Linked DNA regions of Homo sapiens: region 1 is linked to region 2. A link is an interaction called in ENCODE POLR2A ChIA-PET data of the cell type or tissue named here. Cell type or tissue: MCF 10A. All regions are shown on one strand.

Region 1 (8,000 bases), 410 kb after region 2:
GTTTTTAGTAGAGACGGGGTTTCACTGTGTTAGCCAGGATGGTCTCGATCTCCTAAACTCGTGATCCGCCCACCTCAGCCTCCCAAAGTGCTAAGATTACAGGCGTGAGCCACCGCGCCCGGCCACTTGCATCTTTTAAAAGCTCTGTAGTGACCATTCTCTGTAGGCTAGGGATGCTGGCTTCTATTTTCCTTATAATAGTTAGTGAAATTATAAACTAAAACTTAAGGAAATAAATAGATAACAGTTCAGTGAGATTAGAGATTGATTTGATATAGTTGCTGTCGGGAAAGAAAAAGAGGACTAATTAGAAAGATGCACAAGTATTACTCAGCAACATCAGGTGGCTGGCTGCTGAAAAATATGAAGTGTTGGTGGAAGCAATCTACAGTGTGTGTGTATTTTCCTGGAAGCAATCAGCAACGTAGTTAGAAGAGCTGAAATGAGAGTGGTTAGATTGATCTATAGCTGGTACTTTTCAGGGATATGGGAGTTGATGGCATTGAAAGAGGGTAGTTCAGGTGCTTCGTCACGAGGAATAGGCTGGAATAGGAGGACAGGAACCAGGAGAGAGCAGATGAAAGGAAGGAAAAGGATAAAAGGATCAGATATCTCAATAAGGCTGAAAATTGAAGATTAGGTGGGTTAATAGAGTGGAAGAGACGGGCTAGATATTCACTAAACCCTGTTTATTCTTTTTCCTGTCTGTTATGAACATGTGTCTCAGTTCTGGCTGGTGGACTATAGATGGAAGTGTTGTGTGCCAATTCTAGGCTTGACCCATGAAAATTTCCATATGCAATTCTCTATCCCCTTTCCCTTCTTTGGCCCTTGGAAGCCACATGTCGAAGATGGTAGAGTCGCAAGACAGAAGGAACATGCATCTTGGAACTGCTGCTTAGATGAGAGCTGCCCACTAATCAGGAGCACCCAGTTTAAATTTTAAGAGGTTGAGAAATACGTTTATATTGTGAGAAATATAAAATTTATATTGTGAGAAGTAAATTCATATTGCACTGGGATTTTGTGTTTTGTCTGTTGCAGCAGCTAGTGTTCCTAAACTAACATAGCTGTTTAAACAAAAAGGAAGGGAAATGGTGATTCTTAAGTGGGATATTCCAGAGGTGATGCCATTTCTAACAAGGTCCAGGGAGTTGCTGTGTAGCTGAAGTGTAGAAGAGGCAAATGTTACCAGAAAGGAAAAGATCAAGAACCTGGGAAGTTAGGGTGTTGGGTGTTATCATATACATATCATATACATTATATCATATACATATGTATATAATGATATGTGTATGATATAATGATATGTATATGATATGTTATGTATATGATATGATGTTATCATATACATATGATATGTACACATATGATATAATATGTATATGATGTTATCATATACATATTATGTACATATAATGATATGTATATGATATGATATCATGTACATATAATGATATGTATATGTATATGTATATCTGTATCTGTATCTGTATATGTATATCTATATCTGTATCTGTATATATGTATATGTATGTTTATATGTATATGTATGTATATGTATTTGTATATGTATGTATATGTATTTGTATATGTATGTATATGTATATGTATGTGTATATGTGTATGTATATGTATGTATATGTATATATGTATATGTATGTGTATATATGTATACGTATGTATATGTGTATGTATACGTATGTATATGTGTATGTATATGTATACATATGTATACGTATACATATGCATATGTATACGTATACATACGTATACATATGTATATGTATACGTATACATATGTATATGTATACGTATACATATGTATATGTATACGTATACATATCATATCATATAACAATATGTATATGATATGATATGTATATAACATACATATAACGATATGTATGTTATATACATATAATGCTATGTATATTATATACGTATAACGATATGTATATGATATGTATCATATACATATCATATACATTAGTGTCATCCAAGGTGATGACAGGAGCTATGGACAAGAGTAGGCTATGAATCAGAATAATCTGATGCCAGCTAGTATTTATTGGCTTGTTACTGTGCCATATGCTATGCTGAACATTTTACTTGCAGGATCTCCTTTAATCTTTATGACTACCAAACATAATAGCTATTATGATCAACTTATTTCATGAACAAGGAACTTGAGCCTCAGAGATGTTGAATGACTTGTGCAAGTTTCCCCAAGTTAACTTGAACTCAGTTTATTTGACTTCAAAGTCCATACTCTTAAGTACTGCATAAAAGTTAATCTGAATGACATATCTTTAAGCAGAAAACAATGTAACTATGTTATAGATTAAGATGTCCCCAAATATAAGAGCAAAATCTCTGGGTCAAATAATAATGTCAAGAATCCTAAACACTGTACATAGATTAATCTCTACATTATAACTACGTTGGTGCAGACCCCAGAGTCTAGGCCATAGGAGTCTTGGATAGTTACCTCTATGTTATTGTGAATATTTTTTAGTATTTTACTAAAGATTCTTCATTGAATTTCTTGGAATGACCACATCATCCAGTCATTTGAGCCTTACAACACTCAAGAATAAAAGGAATAAGAAGAGTCAGATGAAATGACTCACACCAGACCCAGATCAACAAAGTCAGGTCTCCTGATCCTCTGTACTTTTTCTCTGTGTGAGTTGGATCTGATGTTTACATTTATAAAAGCCATAGAAGCATTTCTTAAATACATATTCAGAAAACTAATATGTATACTGGATGAAAACAAGTTTGTTATTATCCTCTATACTTGCCTGTATGCCAATAATATTTCATAATAGTAAAAGCTGTTCTGCTTGGATGAACAAGATGAGGGGGAAGCACCGTACTCCTACCTTCCTTCTTCAGCAGGTCCAGAGCCACCCCATCCACCCAGCCCCTATGTCTATGATGCTCTATGGAGCACAGTCTGGCAACATGTGTAGCTTTTACTATTCTGGCAACCAATGCAAAAAGGGACTCATCACTGTTTACAAGAGTAAAACCAATCCACTGATGGAGAGAAGGACAATAGAAGCCTATTCTGAACACTAGTCCTTTAGAAATATATACTTTTCCTAAAAATATAAATAAGTAAATATATACATATAATGTACATATAGAAATATTTATTTCAGTTCCCAGAAATTATAAGGTACATATTCCAGAGAAATTATTTCATGTGCATTACAAGAATGTTAAGAGCATCATTGTTTCCAATAACACCTAAAAAGAAATTACTCAAATATCTACCAAATGTACAATGGATGGATAAATTAGGATACTTTGGTACACTGGAATAATATAAGCAATGAAAAGGAACAAACTACAGCTAAATTCAGGAATGCTAAATGGATCTTAATACTGAACAAAATAAACAGATAAGTATATATATATATATATATATATATATACACATATATATATATATATAGTGATTCCACATGTATATTATATATACACACACACAATACAAATAGTTTAAAAACTATATTGCTGAGGAAAACATGATGAAAATCAAGGAAGTCATCGCAATATGAATTAAGGTAAGGCTAAATTTCAGGTGGCAGAAAGAAGATTGAGAAGGGAGGAGGGAAGGGGCTGCTTGACATAGGAGGGCCTTCACAAGGCTGCTCATTTGTCAAACTGTTCTGTTTTATGCACTTTGCAATAAATTATACTCTCCAATTAAACATTTTTTCAATGACACACACGCTTGTCTATTCCTAAGGAGAGAAATCTTTGGTGGATTTCCCTACAGAAGACACTGTGCACTATAATATCAAATACTGATCAATATCAACTTTATATTAAGCCTATCATGTTCTTCCCTCAAAGATATTTCTTGCAATGGTCCTGCTGGCATTGTGCCGGAGCACATTCTTTTGGCTGTTTGGTTTAGGTTAAGATTAGATTTCACAGAATCTAGAGGAAGAGAGTTGCCGACTATTTCCCCAGAGGAATTCTATCTCTTACCTGAGCTTTTGAAAGGTTTCCTGACAGTGAGTTCAAGATTAGCTCTCTTACATGCCCCTGGGGTGGCCCTGTTCTCAGTTGCCAGGGATGAGAGAGGATCATCCCTTTTCTGTAAAAATTGAGGCATCATAAAAGAATGTGGGCCTGAATAGAAGGTCATTTCCAATTTTGAATAAGGAGAGCTGAGAAAGTGCCTGTAAACGGGGCCAAGGTTTTACTCAGAAGGTAATTTTAAGTCTGCTACAATTCAAGGAAAAATGGAAAATTGAGACTCAACAATTCTTTGCCATAAAGCATGGCTATATAATTTGAACCTAGATGAAAGCATCCACAGAAGATTTACATTTGGTAAATTTAGCTTCCTGGAATAGTCTTCAAGATGAAGTAGATGTGAAACACCCATCTGCAAAGAGCAGTGCCACTAGCAATTCTGTGAGGCGTCTTCCTAAAGTGCTATCTTTGATTTTAGCATAGTTGATCCAAAGCCTCTCTGAATGGTGATAATTAAATGTTAAGTCCAATTATCTATTTAAAACAATGCTATCTCATGATGATAAAACCATCTCACCTGCAACTAAGAGAATCTAATTTCTATTTCTTTTTGCAGATATATGTGTATCCCGCTCATCAAGAAGACTATTGAGTTACTTAAGGGACAAAGTAAAAATAAGGGAGAACCAGACTATATCCCAAATGAAGTTTCCTGCCCTCTATCCATCTCAAGGGTGGAGATTGGTATAACTTCATTATGTGTATTCATGATCTGGAGTATTCATGGCCAACAGTGTATAGTGAATACATGTAGCTTAGTCCATAACTGGGTCCTAGCTGCAGAGTCAAAGACCCTTGAAACATCTTTCCACACAGAGCACACACTACATAGCATATCAGGCTTTTGCAGTGGTAACCATGCCTAGAGTCATCTTCCTAAAGAGCACAGCCCTAGTCCTTCTAAAGTTCTATGATATCTGCTTCATCAAAGTCCACCAGAAAGTTTCCCTGAATCCCTTGCTTGCTTTTACTTCTGAATACTCTTCTATTCTGGCCACTCTACTATTTTATCTGGAGCCAATTCTGCACGTGCCAAACATTGGGAAAGGTCAGGAAGCCACAAGTGGGCAGAAGCCCTCCTGGTTTAAGTATTCACCCAGATTATTTTTCCTGCTTTTTGATTTAACTGTAGTGCCCAGGTCTCATTTTTTGGATGTTGATTTTTCGGCCTCTGCTCTAGTTCCTGGCATCTACCTCTGGCCCTCCTTGTCATTGCCAATCTAGATTCTTCTCTGGCTTACCAACATATGTCTCTCACCCAACTAATATTTGCACTTCCCCAGTCTTAACACTTTATCTATGCTCCTGTGGCCAGCACGGGACCTGTGGTTACCCACATTGCCGGGTCACTCCTGCCTCATCCCTTCAGGGCAGCATAATCACACTGAGACATCTAGGGTAGCTCTGGCCTCTGTGTTGCAAATATTTGGTCTCTACAGCTTTAGTAGACCATGAGCTTCCAAGGGCAGGCATTATCATATATATCTTTGCATCCTCTAGCACAATACGTGGCACACAGTATTAAGCTCATTGTGTGAACAGTCCTAGTCAATAAGAGGGGATGAAGAAGTTTATATATATATACTTTATTAACATGCTAGAAGTCCACTTATCAGCTGGCAGAGAAGGTCATTCAGGTTGCTGTTTTATTCATGTGTAAATATTAAGTTATTATATGCAAAGCACTCAAGTACAATACAGGAAAATGCATGTATTTGTCTGCTTTTTACTCATTTTCTATTGATTCCTGTCCTAATTGGGCTAAAAAAGGAAAAAAAGACTAGGAGCCCTGTGTGTATTTGTGTGCATGGGGTGGGAGGGGTCTGTGCACTAGGAGCATGCTCTCCCAGTCTACCTTTCCTCTTTGATGTCCCCACACCTCTGCCCCCAGACTCCCTTCATCAGCCCCCAAGCAGCTTGTCTTCACACCAGAGGAGCCTCAAGCTTTAGATTGGAGGTTGGAAAAGATTACCTTTAAGGATACTCCTAAATCAGCAGATTTTGTAATTTAAATAATAAGTACTTTTTCATCTAATTTTTTAAAGAAGCATAAAATTGTTGCCCTTTTTTCCAGTAGGCATCAATAATGAAGGCTTTTGGTGCTTGCAGTGCTTCCCTTAGAAGTTATCTTATGCTCAAAAAACTACTGTATTTTAAAAAGCTACCAAAGCCAAGCTTATACTGCAAGAATGCCATTGAAACAACAAAGTTAGTGTTTAGAGTGTGCGTGCAGTGATTTAACTCTTTAATCATTAAAAGTTACTTACTAGACATTAGTCTTCTATCTAGATCATGAGTGTGTTGGTAAGAGCAGGGTAAGAACGAATTTCAAATTCTCCATCTTGTTCACTTTTTAAATTTTCTGCAGTCAATGCCATACTTGGCATAGAGTTGGCCTCAGGCAAACCTTTTTTGTGTGACGGTATGGGCTTTAATATCAGGGATACAATCCCTAATTAGTCAGCTAAGGAATAACTCCTGCTTAGATGGATTAATGTATTAATGGTGTATAGGTGAGCAGAAACTTTGGAAGGGAATTCCAGCCAACAAGATAATTATCATACATGGATAGCAGCTCATGGATAAGCCACATGGATGAGACTGTCCTTAGGAGAAACATAACTTCTGAAGCCAAACCAGGGACATGTGTTAATAAAAACATTTCAAGTTGCTTTCATATACAAGATGAAACTCGCACAAGAACTCTCTCCTCTTCCCACTACCGCACGTGGAAATCTACCTCTCCTTCAACCGATTCCTCCTTCACCCTGTGTGTTAGTCCATTTTCACACTGCTGTAAAGATACTACCCGAGACTGGGTAATTTATAAACAAAAGAGGTTTAATTGGCTCACAGTTCTGCATGGCTGTGGAGGCCTCAGGAAACTTACAGTCATGGCAGATGGTTAAGGAGAAGAAAGTACCTTCTTCACAAGGCAGCAGGAAAGGCAGAGAGCCTGTGAAGAAGGAACTGTCAAACACTTATAAAACCATCAGATCTCCTGAGAACTCACTATAAGGAGAACAGCAAGGGGGAAACTGCCCCCGTGATTCAATCACCTCCCACCAGGTCCCTTCCTCAACACATGGGGATGATAGGGATTACAATTCGAGACAAGATTTGGGGGAGGGGCACAGAGCCAAACCATATCACCCTGTTACAGTAAAGGAGCCATTCCTTCTTCCTATCAAAACCTAGTCCCTTCACCTGAATTTAAGTTTATTTTTTTCCCTCCAGCTTCTCAGGAAATGTATGCTATCATCTTGTATATTAAAGTGGTTGTTCACTTTTAACTCTCAAACAGACTCAGATAGTTCTCACTTACAAATATTAATACATAAATAAATAAAACTTTATCTACCCCATGATCTCCTCAATTGACTTCTCTTTGCAGCCAAACTTCTAAAAAGAGGCCCAAATACTTGGTGTTCTCAATTCCACCCCAGCCCTCAGCCTGATCTGGCTGCTTCTGACACCATACCAAGAGACAGATGCCAGTGAGTCATCATTGACCCTCTGTGATTAGCCGCAATGGATATTTTCAGTCCTTTCATGTTTTAACCCTTAGCATCACTCTAAGTTGCACTGGTGACAACTTTTTCCTTTTCCTCTTGACTTCTGTAACCCTGCATTCTCCTAATTTCTCACTGATCTCTCTGGCCATTGCTTCTTTAGTTCCTTTGCAAGTTTCTCCTCCTCCATCAGGCCATTAGGTATTAGAGTTCCCGATTCTTCCTTCTAGTGTCTCCTTGTTTTCTACTCTGTATTATCTCTCTAGGCCAGTAGTACTCAAACATACCTGCACCTGGTGAATCATCTAGGACCCTTAAAAATATTAATTCCTATCCCCAGAGATATTTTACTAATTGGTTTTGTGGGGAGCCTGATTGTTAGGATTTTTTTCTCAATAAAATTCTCTCTCTAAATTTTACTTTTTATGT
Region 2 (8,000 bases):
GAATGATGCCTATAAACCCTATGCAATTCTGAAAATCAAATGATAATGTAAATAAAGAGAGTAGCAAAGTACTTGAGGAACTCAATAAACGTCAGTTTCCTTCTTTGTTCCAAGGCCACACACACAATAGCAAAGTGAACACTGGTTAGAAGATCTGCTCCATCTTCAGTGAACTCAGAGTAGGCACATCCATTGCACTTAATAGATTTTTGTTTCTTCCCTCCTTTCCCCTCCTCCTGTCTCTGGGTCCAGTTTCCTTATCTATATATTGAGACTATTGGTCTGCTCTCCAAGGCAATTTCCAGTTATAAAGTTCTTTATTGCTTCGACATTGTCTTAGCTGTTTGGTACACACCTTTCCTAATAGCTAGCAGAGGGTGATGCACACCGTGGGAACTTCATCAATCCCCAGTGATGATCTGAGAGGTGTTATGATAGAACAGGTTAAATGCCAGTGTCCTCTTCAGGTTTGACTGGGTCAGTGATCTTGTCAAAGGGGCATGATGAAGTGCCCCAAGGAGGTTCCTAGAGTTTCCGAAAATGGATGCAAAGTATGAAATGTCAATGCTTCTCCAGTGATGCTGGAGCACTTCTGCCTCTCGGATGTCATTCTTATTACTTTATAATTACCTTCTGACCTTTACTGACTCTGACAGTTGTGAGTCTTTAAAAAAAGGATTCAAGAATATTATCATTAATGCAGTTGCCTAGAAACAGGGCCTAAAATACATCTGGCTTTAATAGAAGAGCTAAAATGAGTTTTCATTTTTTGGCATTGTCTCTCTTTCTCCTTTCTCTTTTCTCTCCTCCCTCCCCCAACTTTTTCTTTGTATTAACCAAGAATTGCAATAGAATTTTTCACTAATCCTTTCTGAACTGTCCAGAGCCAAGGTACCCAAAATAGAGAGCATTTTTCCATCATAGGAAGCTTTAGCAACACTAACTGGGCATTATGAAATCTAATCCCTAGCCCACTTACACAGCAGGTATAGAATCTGTATTGTCAAATCACTCATCGCGCTCTCTGTAAGGAAGCTTTGCCAGTACTCATAAAGATGCTAGAAGAAGGAGATTCTATTGAGATTCTATTTATCTCTTCATCAAGGCATGTTCTAGAACACTATGCCAAATGGCTACAACTGTGATTTTCTGACCCATAAACATTTCCGTTCACCACTTTAATGTCTCCTCCCAGATGTACCCTCTTGCTTTCCTCTGTCCTTTTTATCATTGCAATGTTCAGTCAGTCTGTAGCTAGCGCACCTTGCAAACACAGCCCTTATCATCTGATAAAAAGAAAAGAGAAAACAGTAAAAAAGAGCAATAGAATATATTCCATTTTTTTCTATGTCTGTTATTAGATTTCTGCTTGTGGAAATACACTGATTTGCAAAAATGCTTCTGGTGGCAAAGGTTACATCAGCCTTACTAGGTCAAGAGGCCTAGAAGTCTGCTGGCCAGGTCAGCACAGCACCCTCTACTCACCATGCAGGTGCTTATGGAGGTTTAGGGAAGTGGAGTTCTGTAAGGGGAGGGGGCCTCCAGGGATCAAGGCACTCACCGTTCAGAACTGCTCCAGAATTAATTTCCATGGCCGGCATCACTCCCAGGCTGTTTCCAAACTTGCCTGATCATAAGAACCATCTGAGGGCTTGTTAAAAGTACTGATTCAAAGCCTCTTTTCTGAAGATTCTGATTCTGTAGATCTGGTATAGAACTTGGGGAACAGCTTTTAACAAGTACCCTGGTGGTTCATGTCAGGCAAGTTTAGGAAACAGACCAACAGTAGAGTCCAGGCACCTTTCAACTGCAGACAGGGCTTTCTGTGGTCTTGCTGCAGATTCCACTGTTAGCTCCAGACACACACTGGTTTGTGCTGCCCTGTCACACAACTCCAGGCCTTGACTCCTTGCTATGCACACTGCCTAGTGGCTGTCTGCCGTCTTCAACAGTCTTCCCCACGTCTTAGGACAGTGCAGGCATTGTTTCCTTGTGTTTCTGGAACACCTGCTCTTGCTTCTAACAAAAGAACAGCACTTAAGTTTATTACAATTATTGGTTTACCTTCTGTGATCCCATTTTCTGCTTTATACTTTTCATAGGATGTTTACCCCATACTCCTCAATTTGAATGAAAGCGCTGGGAAGGGGGACTCTGCCTGGACTAAGCTGTGTCCCAGGCTTCTACAAGAGGCCCTGGCCTACAGTAGGTGCTCAGTAGATATTTGTGAATTAAATTCTGTCTGTGGCACTAGACTGCGAGCCAGTCTTTAATCTCTGCAATCCTAGCACCTTGCTCAGTGTCTGTCACTCTAATGATAGTTGGATGAATCACTGAGATATTTGACTTCATAACCAGGTTTCGGTCCACTCAGCGCTCTTAGTGAGGAAGAATTAGGCAAATACAACCCTGAAAGGGAAAAAAGGAGCCAAATGGGGGAACAGCATGGAAACCTGGAAAAGAGCAGAGGAAACAGACACATAGAGACTGGACAATGGTGGGGACCAGGGGAAGTTGTCTTAGTCCTGATGGTAAGAAAGGTATCAAGAAGGGGATAATTGTTGATTGTTTCTAAACAACTCAATTCTTGTTGGTAGTTTCCAAAGACAGCCCAGAGATCACCCAGGGCCATCTCCACAACCTGCCCTCCCCTTGAAATGGCTCTGCACACAGTCTAACCCAGAGAGAGCATTAACCCAGTACCATGGTTAGGAGGGCGGATTCTAGAGTCAGAGGACCAGGTCTCCAATCCTAGTCCCACGCCTGACTGACTTTTTCCTGGGGCAAAACGTTCAAATCCCCTACTACCCCAGCCTCCTCATCTGTAAAAGGCTGTATGTACTAATGGTACCTGATCCTAGGGCTGTTGTGATAAATATGGTAATCCACACAAGGTGCTTAACACTGTGGCTGGCACCTAGTAAGTGATTAGTTGTGGCCTGTGTGGCACGCACTCTGCTGGGAACTGGGTATGTATGAAATAGCTAAGGGGCCAAGTGCATAGACTTCGGAATGAGATACATATGGCCTGGATTGGGAGCTCAGGGAAGTACTTAGCCTCTCTGAATCTCACATCATCGAGTGTAAAGTGAGGATAATAGCAACTGTTTACTGAGGCACATCCATTTGCCTGTGATCCACACAACCATCCTATAAGGATATTACCTCATGTACTCATCACACAGTTTCAGTAAGTGTCAACTAGCGATCACTTTATAACCTCTACCTACCCCTCACCCTTGCCTATCCCCAGTACCCTGGTTATTTTCACACAAACCCCAGATAGAACATCACTTCATCTGTCAATATACCTTATAATGTTTGTTGGCTTCACCATGTCTGGAATTCTAAGTAAACAAACTTGGTTCTGGACGAGGCACACAGTTGAACACCGTGCCTGTGGTCCAATGTCAGAACAACCGTTCTCATTCCACGGATGAGCTGATCCCCTTCAGGCTATAGGGGGCGCTGGAGCTAGAGAAGGAATGACAGCCAGGCATCCTGCTGAGAAGGCGGCCTGAGAGCGGTGCAGGGAGTGATCTCTGCGGCCTTGGCCTCCTGCGGAGAAACCTGGAAAAAGGATGCCTGGTACGACTGTTTGAGGCCACCGCCCAGCCAGGCTTTCCCAGTGGAAACCTGTATCCAGACCTAAAACTGTACACACAGTGCACGCTACAAGGGCTTGGGAGAAAGTAGGGTACTCTTCAGGGGACTGCCTGGAGGCACCGAGGACTCCTTGGAACTGGTCTCTTTTAAGTAGCACCAATGAGCTTTAGCTGCCGCACGGGCAAAATGGCAAAAAGAAAAGCCCATTTTGACAAAATTGTTCCTTGGTCCTGTCACATCAGGCTGTCATTTTGGCTAACTTGTCTTTTGTTCTTTGCACCTCAAATCTGAAAAAATTCTAAAATGCCTGAGCTCTATGGTGAGCAGAAAACTGTCCTGAGTATTTCTTCTCCTTTTCAACGTGCATGTCTCTGCCATTTTGAGTCTATTGTGCTGTTTAAAAGTCTCTTCCTTCTCCGAGCTCACTTTGCTATGTAAGCAGTTAGCTCCAAATAGATGGGTTCAGCACCACTCCAAAAAAAGAGCAATCCTTGTCTAAGAGGAAATATGGTTAAGTTGCAGCTTCCTAATTCTTCTTGTAGATAATATCTGTTCCTCTTGAGGAAGACTCTAGCCCTGATGCAATCATCTGATGCATTCTTTGTGATTGCTGCAAGGCAAAACTAAGGTAAGCTTGGAGCCAGAGAGAGCGCTTTATCTATTTATCTATTGATGGTGGTGCTGGTGGGGAAGGTAGAGCTGCCAGTATTCCTATTACAGTATGATTTCCAAGGGAGACAGTATTATGTAACCAGTGAATCATGAAAACCACCTCCAGTCTTCCAGCTGAGGAGGGCTTCTCCCTCCTCCATGATAACAAGCTGCAGATTGGCAGTAACAAGAGGCAAGTACTTACTTCACTGCTTTCTCCTGTTGCAGAAGTTTTGATGTCACCTCTTGGCATGAATGGGAACCTAGTATACCTCTGGAAGTGAAGCCTGCTTAGCTGGGTTCCACCCAAGGGAAGGCAGAAGTTTCTATTCCTCCAGGCTGCAATCCAAAGTATAGTAAACAAGTATGGGATAGAGTTCTTGTTTACAGGGGTTGCTGAAGTTTCTGTTTCAAGACACCATTTATATCATGACACAAAGGCTGCTTTCACTACCCTTCGTCATCGTTCTCTGAGTGGTGACTGAGCTGAATTTCACTGCTAGTTTGGAAGAATCTAAGGCAAAAAGACATCCCCATTGGCTCCCTCCATTTTAGCTAACAGCACTTGATGGCTGAAGGCACTACTCAGTCTGACTTGGCATTGTGCCAAGAGACTGCTTCTCAGCTGTGGTGAAGTTTGGCTACAGTCATTATCATAATTAACCTTAGCTGCCCTAACCGACAAAACCCTATTAAGCCTTGATGGCTTAATACCCAAGGGTTTATTTCTCATTTATGTGAAGTCCAGTAGGGGTCCGGCTGCCCTCTTCTCTCTGAAAGAGCCATCTGGAACACAGGGCCCCCAAGGTCTTTGCTGTGGGGGAAAAATAAGGTGGAGGAAGTGCCTGGCTCATAGTCCCTTGGCCAGAATCAGTCACATGACCCCAACCTAACTTCAGGGGAGGCTGGGAAGTACAGGTTGGAAAACATGAAATACCTGGTAAGCACTGATCCTCTCTGCCATATTGACTAGCATGATTCCATGATTTTCTGTGTTTTCCAGCAACTCACCGATGAAGATGTTGAACAGGTTAAAGCCAGGCAGGAGGACTGTCAGCGAACAACAGCACCTTAGTCCTCAAGGAAGTTATTCTTCACAGGGCTGTGGGCAAGAAGAATGCTTTTGCAGACAACCAGAGTCATTCCTAGAAGCAAGGACTATGACAGCAAGCTAAGATAGTTCTCGTTTGCTGGTTGTAGTGGATACACTAATTTCATTCCTTTGTCGAGGTAGAGTCCAAGTCCCAGCTGGAGGATGCATTTTGTTATCCTGTTGCTCAATTCCTAATGGACATAAGAAAGGTAGGAGCTACTGAAAGTTTCTCAGCAAGGAAGCTACTAAAAATAAAAGAGAATCCTTGTCCTATGAACAATTCCAACCCTTACTCTGGCTGACCCAGAGATTGTGGATTGAGTCTGGCCACGTAAAAAAAAAAAAAAAAAAAAAGGGAACAATTCAGCAACCCTCAGAACCGAACAGTTTTTTCTACATCTTGGGACGCAAGTAGAGCTAGGCGAACTTTCCACCTGGTCCATCAGCTTAGTGTGAAATGACAAGGGAGAAGTGAGGTGAGAGACACACACTTCTTTTTTTTTTTTTTTTTTTTGAGACAGAGTTTTGCTGTTGTTGCCCAGGCTGGAGTGCAGTGGAGCAATCTCAGCTTACTGCAAGTTCCACCTCCCGGGTTCAAACGATTCTCCTGCCTCAGTCTCCCAAGTAACTGGGATTACAGGCGCCTGCCACCACGCCCAGCTAATTTTTGTATTTTTAGTAGAGATGGGGTTTCGCCATGTTGGCCAAGCTGGTCTCAAACTCCTGACCTCAGGTGCTCCACTCACCTCGGCCTCCCAAAGTGTTGGGATTACAGGCGTGAGCCACCACACCTAGCCGAGACACACACCGTTCAAGGACATACCAGAATCTCAGAGGGAGGATGGTTAGGGAGATGTAAGATTTTTATATTTATCAAAAGAGGACTTAAATTTAAAAAGAAGGAAAGAGAGAGTGAGGGGGGAAAGAAAGAGGAAGAGAGAAAAGCAGAAGAGAAAAAGATAAAAAGGAAAGAGAATAAGTAGAAAGAGAAAAAGAAAGGAAAAGAGAGAGACTCCCTAACACATCATCTGCAACCTTCCAAACCTGCTTATGATTATAAGGTGGTTGAGTGCATGTGTATCATTAGTTGCTAGGACGATGAGTTTCAATCCCAAGCTCTAGAGCCTCATATCATGTGGAGTAGGGGTGGGCAGATTTTCTGAAGTGCTATGGTTGTGCTTTTATCGCTCTGGGGACAGATCCGTGGTGGCATGGCTAATGGGGATTTCTCTTTCCAGGAAGGGGCTATCAGTCTATGACTCAGCTGTCACCTTCTGGCCCCTGAGATCTAGATAGTGTCTCTCCTGAACCATCAGTTTTACTGCCCGTAGAGGTCCACTGCCAAATTTCTACTAATTCTTAGGGACTTGCCTTCCCATGAGCCCTCTGCTTTTGGCTCTACACGGGTGGCTTTGGTCCTTACCATGATGCTCAAAACATGAAAGTTGGCCCTTTGCAATATTATCTTATAGAATTTTTATAGTTTTGGGTCCAAGATTTAAGTCCCTGATCCATCTTGAGTTGATTTTTGTATAAGGTGAGAGATGAGGATCCAGTTTTATTCTCCTGCATGTGGTTTGCCAATTATCCTAGCACCATTTGTTATATAGGGTGTCCTTTCCCCACTTTATGTTTTTTGTTTGCTTTGTCAAAGATCAGTTGACTGTAAGTATTTGGGTTTATTTCTGGGTTCTCTATTCTGTTTCATTGCTCTATGTGCCTATTTTTATACCAGTACCATGCTGTTTTGGTGACTATGGCCTTATAGTATAGTTTGAAATCAGGTAATGTGATGCCTCCAGATTGGTTATTTTTGCTTAGCCTTGCTTTGGCTACGTGGGGTCTTTTTTGGTTTCATGTGAATTTTAGGGGTTTTTTTTCTTTTTTAGTTCTGTGAAGAATTCAATTCATGGGAATTGAATTGTATTTGTAGATTGCTTTTGGCAGTATGGTCATCTTCACAATATTGATTCTACACATCCACGGGTGTGGGATGTGTTTCCATTTTTTTATGTTGTCTATGATTTCTTTCAGCAGTGTTTTGTAGTTTTCGTTGTAGTTTTCACCTCCTTGGTTAGGTATTTTCTTAAGTATTTTATTTATTTATTTATTTATTTTTTGCAGCTGTTGCAAAAGAGGTTGAGTTCTTGATTTGATTCTCAGCTTGGTTGCTGTTGGTGTATAGGAGAACTACTTATTTGTGTACATTAATTTTGTATCTGGAAACATTGCTGAATTATTTTATCAGTTCTAGGAGCTTTTTGGAGGAGTCTTGAGGACTTTTTAGTTATACAATCATATCATCAGCAAACAGCAACCCTTTCAATAGTATTTAAACAGACACACAACTAAAAAACGTTTACAAGCACACATTTATTACTTTATAACTTTGCAGATGACTGCTACTGAAATCAGCACATGCCAGATAACATTAAAAAATCCCTTTTATGGAAAGATATACCAATTTTGTGGGATGGAAGATGCAATATTGTTAAGATGCCAATTTTCCCTAAAATTAATTTACGGATTTAACATCTCCGAATAAAAATTCTAACACTTTTTTTTTTGGTAGAAATTGGCATGGGTAGGGAAAAGCAAAGGAATTAGAACAACCAAAACAAATTTGAAGGGAAGAATGAAGTTTGAGGAC

What was found. Peaks named below come from ENCODE experiments on the same cell type or tissue, not always from the same donor. Only the 100,000 strongest peaks of a DNase experiment are listed, where the experiment ranks them.
Region 1: POLR2A ChIA-PET joins it to region 2 with 6 read pairs; 2 of 35 experiments call an interaction of 5 or more read pairs at or near these places.

What each region holds. Positions count from the first base shown.
Region 1 is chr11:110,889,016-110,897,015 of GRCh38, forward strand. No RefSeq gene overlaps it. Among named protein-coding and RNA genes, the nearest start is that of ARHGAP20, 180 kb to the left of the region's middle. In MCF 10A, no CTCF peak of the experiment used is centred here; no DNase peak of the experiment used is centred here.
Region 2 is chr11:110,475,135-110,483,134 of GRCh38, forward strand. No RefSeq gene overlaps it. Among named protein-coding and RNA genes, the nearest start is that of FDX1, 49 kb to the left of the region's middle. In MCF 10A, no CTCF peak of the experiment used is centred here; a DNase peak (open chromatin) is centred at 4,397.